Regions from separate parts of the Mus musculus genome. Here region 2 is linked to region 1. A link is a contact called in ENCODE POLR2A ChIA-PET data. All regions are on one chromosome and are shown on one strand. The core of a region is the stretch at or near the end of the contact, and the rest is flanking DNA. Distances in the headings are between cores, read along the strand shown.

Region 1 (3,428 bases), core at 496-2,995:
GGTGCTTTAAAAACCATGCTGCTCTGGCACAGAGCATGGATGTGCCGCTCAGGCGCTGCATGGGGTGTCTGTGGGCCCCAGAGCCTGCTTATCTGCAGGAGAGCACGGGGGTAATCAATATTGACTTCATGGGACTCTATGTAAGAATGACACCCAACAGGTACTTTCGAGTGAGGAAACCTTAAGAAAAATAGTCTCCTGTGCAGTAAGTATTTCCTCCCCTCTTGCAAAACAGATGCATGTCCCCCAATCACATACACTACCTTCCCAGGACATGGACACTTTCTCGAATGTCAGCACACACAAAGACCACTTTGCCAAGTGCACATGTAAGAGACAGGTCCCTGTGTACCCAGGCGGAAGGAAGATTAATTAACTGCCTGAGATAACTCCAAAGGCTTAGCATGGCAGGAGGGAGTTGGGATAGCTGGGCTCTCATCAAGGGAAAGGGGAAAAGGAACTCCATAGGAGCTTCTGGCCTGCCTTTGCTGACCCCCTGCTAGGCTGATTCTCCCGTCCTCAGCACCTCCCTCCAAGGTCACCCTCCTCTGGGGAGTGGTCAAAAGGTTGTGGGTGGAGCCCAGGCAGCCATTAGGGGAAGAAGGATCCAGTCCCTAATGCCTCTCCGAGGACTCCAGCAAAAGGGAAGCCCGCCAGAGGACAAAAAACAGGAAGAAGGGAGGAACAGAAAGGAGAGGAGGAACAAGTCAAAACAAAGGGTCGGAGGCAAAGAGGGGAAAAAAATAGATTCAGAAAACCAAATCAAATAAAATGGAGGGCCAGGTTACCCAGTACCCTCACTGTGGTGTGTCTGACAATTCTGCGCTTTGGGAGAGAGCAAGAAGGCAGAGTGTGGCAAGACACACTCCGCCACTCTGGGAGAAAGATCTGGAAAAAAAACGGTCTGGGTTAAATGAAGAGGGTGCTTAGAAAAAAAGCCTGGAAGCTGGGAAAAGACAAAGTGAGGTGTAGGGAGTATGATGTGAAGGGAGAGAAAGGGGAGAGAAAGATGGAGGGAAGTCAGGATTGGCGGGGGTGGGGGGAAGAAGGCACCTGAGGTTGCAAGGGAGGAGCCCACGAAATCCAAAGGGTAGATATGCCTGGGGTCCAAGGGAAGGGCTTAGCGGTTCCAAGCAGGGTTTGAGGGAATCCTGGGGGATTTGAAGTGATGGAAACCTGAAAGATCCTACGGGTTCGAGGAGGGAATTGAGGGCGCTAAGTAGCTAACTAAAGCCTGGGAAGGTTGCAGAAGGGGGCTGGGGAAACAGAGAGTCAGAGGAAGGGCCTCAGAGACCAGGATAGTGAGACAGGAGTCAGGAAGTGCCCTGAGTGTGACAGGGTAGGTAGGTTACGATGCAGGAAAAGGTGGTGGGGATGGGCCCTGGTGGGGCAAGGAGCGACTCCTAAGGTGCAAGGAAAGTCCTGAGAGTGAGAGAGGAGTCTGCATGGGCTCCAAGGGTGCAGGGAAGGGTACGAGTGAGGAGCGCGTAGATCCGCGGGGCTGGAGACTTGGACCGCAAGGTTCGAGGAAGGGCCCGGGGACAGCCGGTTCAGGGGGTGACTGGGAGGCCGGGCGGCGCGGGGCGGGGGCCAAGAGGGGGCTCAGAGGTCGGGCCCCGCGCCGCCCCTCACCCGCTTCTCCTCCTCCTTCTCCTCAGGAACCCGCGTTGCAGCCGCCACCTCCACCCACCGCCTCCTCCGGCTCTCGTCCGACACAGCCGCCGCGCCTCCCCTCGGCCGGCGTAACAAACAGCTTAACCTTCCTTTGGCCCAACCCGCCGTCACTCTTCCGTTGCTATGAAACTCGCGCTGTTCTTATTGGCTGACTCTCATTGCTCTCTTTTTCCCGCCTCTTCTGGCCCCAGTCGGTGCCCTGACAAAACCCCTCCACGCCCACTCTGTCAATAAATCCAGCGAACTACAGCCAATGGCTCGGGTCGCTGTCATTCAGGCGTTGCCATAAAAATCTGTCCCGCCTCTTCTTCTGCACTGTCCCAAATCAGTGCTTTCATTGGCTTAAAGAGCCGTCGCTCCAACAGAAACTCTGTTTGGGTCAGGTTATTCAGGTCCAAGTGAAAAGAGGGAGGGCTCTGTCAGAGACAAACTTCGTATATTATTGGTTGGCCTTGGACAGGACCACGCTTCCATTCGTTAAGGCCTCCGCCCATCACCCTAAATCCGGAGCTCTATTCTCTTTCTTTCAGCTTGAAGTGGGGCAAAATCCCTGAGCGAACCAGGAAGGAAAGAGGTGAATGCACACACGCGCCATCGCGCTCCCGGCCCCAGGAGACCATTGGTTGCCATGGCAACAAAACTTCAGTGCCAACCCTGCTTAGCAAGAAGATCTTTTCTCTTTCCCAGTATTCCTTATCTTTGGAAAATTGTACCTACAAGAACTCTGTGAAGTTTTCTTGTCCTGCCTGTGAACAGTTCAGAAAGAGACGACGCTGAGAAGTTGGGACTTAGAAGACAAGCTCTGATTCATGGGGCACTCCCCTGGGGAAACCCCTTAATTAAGATTACCCACCTCTTCAATCCTGCAAGTATAATTAGCAGGATATCATAATTACGTCCAAACAAGTAAGCTTACTTTTGTTTTTGTCTTTCCTGAGTTATCTATTTGGTGGGTTAGGATAATGCCTACAGCACAGAATGTTTTGTTACTACAGACTGAAGGAACAACCGATTGAAGTGAGATGGGACATTGAAATGGCCCAGTGTGTAAAAGCACCTGCCCACAAGTCTCATAGCCAGGATCCGCATAATGGAAAGAAAGCACCGACTCCTGAAGGTTGTCCTTGACCTCCACATTCATGCCAAGGCGCGCGCGCGCGCGCGCGCACGCACACACACACACACACACACACACACACACACACAATTGATTAAATCATAGTAGCTTCTCTTTTGAGACATGAGCTTTGACTGTCCTAGAACTCACCATGTAGATCAGGCATGAATTTGCTCGTCATCCTTGCACAGGAGCCATGCAAATCTTCACTGTATCGCTGCAATTTTAGTATATGTGCTGCTGCAACATTTTGTTTTTAAGGAGGCTGAAGTTTTGCACCGTTCTGTGATCTTGGGGTTTTGCCAACTCACAGCTTCATGGTTGCGTCTACAAAGCAAATATCATACACTGATATACTTTCAAGTGTCTGAGGTCCATGCCTCACCACCCTTCTCTCTCCTAAATTCTAAGACAGCTCCCTACCCTAAGCAGCTCTCCGGGTTAGGATGACTATATCGTCCTTGGGTGCTGTCACATTATATGAGATTTTCAAATGGCTAATAAAAATATATTTAAGGGAAAAAACCCCACTAAATAGCAAAGTGTCTTCCAGACTGTTGAAGTATATTCCAGGATGAGGGTATAGCCTGTGGGTATACAATATGCACCATGGGTGAGGCTTGTGGTTTGATTTCCA
Region 2 (3,428 bases), core at 523-3,022, 270 kb before region 1:
TTGGTTTTACCTACTAACCCAGACATGCTGTGAACATAAGAGCCAGCACTACAGCACTGGTCGTTGAGCCTCACAGCAATCCTCTGAGGGAACATTTTCAAAGGGTTTCATTTGGATCCAGTTTGGCCAACAATCACCATGTGATTCTACAAGTGGCTTTGCCTGAGTCTGTTTCCTTCTCTATAAAGTCAATATACCAAGGTTGTTGGGAGAATCGACAGGAATGAGGAAGCTTCAAAAATGTCCTTAGTGCACAGTCTAGAAAATAGAAAGCTCCAGGACTTTCCCCAGTGCCCACAAGATCCCAGGATAGTAGGAATTGAGTGTACTTGGGGTCAAAGGTCAAAGGTGCAGCTAGCAGCAGATTCTGTCGGGGGACCCTGCACCCCTCTTTTTATTATTTTATTGTTTGGTTGGTTTAAAGTTTTGTGTGTGGTGTTGGCTATCCTAATCAGGGCCTCACACATACTGGGCCTGAGCTACACCCCCAAAACTTGCACCCCCTTTTAATATGCACATAGCATGAGGTCCACACAGAAGCAACTTGTCCAGGATCATATGGTTCGCACGATGAGGAAGCCTGGACAAGAAGCTGAGTTTCTGAAACATACCTATGAAGTGACAGAGTGGCTCTTCGACCCTCTCCCACCCACAAGTCCGGTACGACGCGTGCCTGTCAGGCGCGAGTGGCCCAGCCCGCAAGCGGGGCGGGCCCTCAGGGTACGGTGGCCAATGAGCGGCGCGGGGACATTGGTGGCAGGGGCTGCCAGAAGGGGGTCTGCGCGCGCGAGCCCAGACCGCTCGGCGGGGCGCGAGGTCGACGTGCGCAGGAGAGAGCAAAGAAGCTGGGAACAGGTGCCGGGTGCGCGCTTATGCGCGCGCGCCGGGACCACCCTCTTTCCCCCATCCCCCCCACCCGGGCCCCCCGCCTCTGGGTACCTCATTTGCATGCTGCCTGGGCTCGCGTGTGTACGCGCGCGCGCGCCGGGGGCGACGGGCCGAAGCGTGGGAAGGGGCGGGAGAGAGGGGGCCCAGCCCCTAGGCGGCGGCGGGGCGGGGGTGTGGGAGGTAGCAGAGCGTGAGCTGGACCCCGCCCCTCGGCACGGAAGCCGGGGGCCCCTCCCTCCCTTCCCTGCTGCCAGCGCCCGCGGGGAACAAAGAGGATGCCCTGGGTCCCAAGGCCCCGACACGCTAGCAACAAATGCGCCTGCGTATCAGGCGCCTTCGTGTGCCCAGTGACAACGCACAAAAATCCCCAACCACCTGCAAAAATGCCTTTCCTCCCACGAAGCCTTCCCAACCCGGTGACCCAATCAAATACAGGTACCGGATAGATGAGAAGCGGGAAATGGCTGCTAAGTGCCCCTAATTAATATGGCGCCCATCAGCTTCAAAGAGCCATGGAGTTAAAGTAGTAAAATGGTGCTTGGTGTTTCCTAACTCTGAACAAGTTTGACCACTTGGATTTTTCTCCCTCTTCCCGCATCCTTCCCAGCAGAAGTCAAAGACTAGAAAAAAAAAGCAATCTTATCTAAACACATCTATGTTAACTCTTTGTAACCGCACCGTGGGCTACGAAATGCTGCACGCTGAGAGTATTGCCCTTAGTCTATATGGCGCCGCGGGTAACTTAGGCCCCGCCCCTGCCCTGCCCTCAACAAAGATGGCGCTAGCCTAGCTTCTTTAACCTCCGCGGCTGGAAATAGGAAAGGAAAACACAGAAGGGCGGGGCGGGGGCGGGATAGAGAAGCCAAGAAGGAGGGGTAAAGGGGGGTTGGGGGGGCGTAGAAGAGAGCTGAGGCGGAAGTCGAGAGGCCCCTCAGGTGGAAGTGACGCTGACCCCGCTACCCAAAATGTCGGCGCCCAGAGGGAGGTGTAAGTAATTAAACAGGAAAGCGGACAGACTTTCCCGGCCCCCCGGAGGCCTGCCTGGTCTCCAGGACCTCCGCAACGCAAAAGCAAGGTGGTCTTGCCTAGTTCCTGGGCCGCTTGACCTGCCCCCGACTCGGGCGCCCGAGACTGCACCTTGTAGGGGCAGGGAGAGGGGTACAAAGGGCCAGTTTTCCGGGCCTTGTTCGCAAGATCGAGCAGGGGTGGGGGTGGGGGCCGGCTGCACCAGACACCGTAGGGCGCAGGAGGGGCGGAGCTTAAGGTGGTCGGGGCGGGGCAGAACTGGAGGAGTAGCTTGTTGAGGCGTGGCTTATAGTTGGAGGGGAGGGGTTTCAAGAAAGTGTGGAGACTGGTTAGAAAATGGAGAGGTTTATATAAAGTGGGGCCTAGCAAAGAGGCGTGAATCTCATGAAATGGGGGAAAGGGCCTTGGTTGAAAAATTGAAGAAACTTCGTAAGATGAGGGGAAAACTGGGGTCCAGTAAGACAACAGAGGCCCAGAGTATGTTGTGTGAAGTTTGCCTGAGGTGTGACTTAAAGAAAAGCTTACCTTGACAAGGGGGTGGGGGTGGGGGCATTAGCGGGGCGGTGGTTGCGCACGCCTTTAATCCCAGCACTTGGGAGGCAGAGGCAAGCGAATTTCTGAGTTCGAGGCCAGCCTGGTCTACAAAGTGAGTTCCAGGACTGCCAGGGCTATACAGAGAAACCCTGTCTCGAAAAAAAAAAAAAAGAAAGAAAGAAAGAAAAAACAACAAGACAAGACGGGGGGCGGGGGGGGGGGCAGCGATCTAGGTGTGCAATTTGGAAAGTTTTAGTGGAACTATCAGGTTTTTATCACGAAGGTAAAAATGCTTGGGGGGGGGGCTTGGCGGCAAGCTAAGAATATAATAGCGAAGTAGAGGTGATTATAGAAAAATGTGACTTATTTGAAGGAGAAGTTAGGTGGGATTTGGAAGCAAGTCTCAGTGAAGATTTAACTTAGAAAAGTCAAGTTAACTAAGAAGCATATGAGAATAAAGAAACTAAGAGGAACTTGGTCAAACTGCTCAGTTACGTCTTTCCTGTGCCTCGGCTTTCCTAAGTGCGTTGTACAGCTTGCTACAGTTTTACTTAGCTCACACCATCACTGTATGAAGGAAACACTGGCATTCCCATTTCATTGGTAAAAAGGTTTTGTTTCTGAAACTACAGAACTAGTGTGAGCTCCCTAGAAGCACGAGGTGAAGGCACTTGTTTAAAAGAGAATCAAGAGCTTAGGGAAGAGAGGGAGGGGCTTGAAAGAGGCAGCCCACGCCCAAGCAACAGTAGGAGGGCCTTAGTCTGTAGTGCGCAGGCTTGGAGAGGATTGAGGGAGAGCTTGAGAACACCTTTTGAAGAAAACAACGTGGACGTGGCTAGGAAGGTTAGAGAACGAGGAGGCTTTGTAAAGAGTGGGAAAATTTTAAAGGGTAGTGGTTGCAGCTCGGTGGTGGGGGTGGCTTAGCACTTTGAGAGTCTACCTGGGCCAACTGCTTCTGAGCCAAGAGAGCCGAGGGAAGG

The links. ChIA-PET counts read pairs that join two places held with the same protein, here RNA polymerase II (POLR2A).
Region 2: POLR2A ChIA-PET joins it to region 1 with 30 read pairs in embryonic stem cell. The contact joins the promoter of Fiz1 here to the promoter of Kmt5c in region 1. POLR2A ChIA-PET finds 5 or more read pairs at or near these places in 3 of 5 experiments (Patski and embryonic stem cell).

What each region holds. Positions count from the first base shown.
Region 1 is chr7:4,738,444-4,741,871 of GRCm38, reverse strand. It overlaps Kmt5c (lysine methyltransferase 5C), which reads right to left and starts at 1,745. Exons shown (of 9, transcript NM_146177.2): 1 at 1,633-1,745; 2 at 1-92. Gm24537 (a small nuclear RNA gene) reads right to left here and starts at 3,040; the gene lies at 2,939-3,040. It overlaps Gm42369 (a long non-coding RNA gene), which reads left to right and starts at 1,792. Exons shown (of 2, transcript XR_881802.3): 1 at 1,792-2,580; 2 at 2,670-2,882.
Region 2 is chr7:5,013,072-5,016,499 of GRCm38, reverse strand. It overlaps Fiz1 (Flt3 interacting zinc finger protein 1), which reads left to right and starts at 1,772. Exons shown (of 3, transcript NM_001110329.1): 1 at 1,772-1,875. It overlaps Zfp524 (zinc finger protein 524), which reads right to left and starts at 992. Exons shown (of 2, transcript NM_025324.2): 1 at 940-992.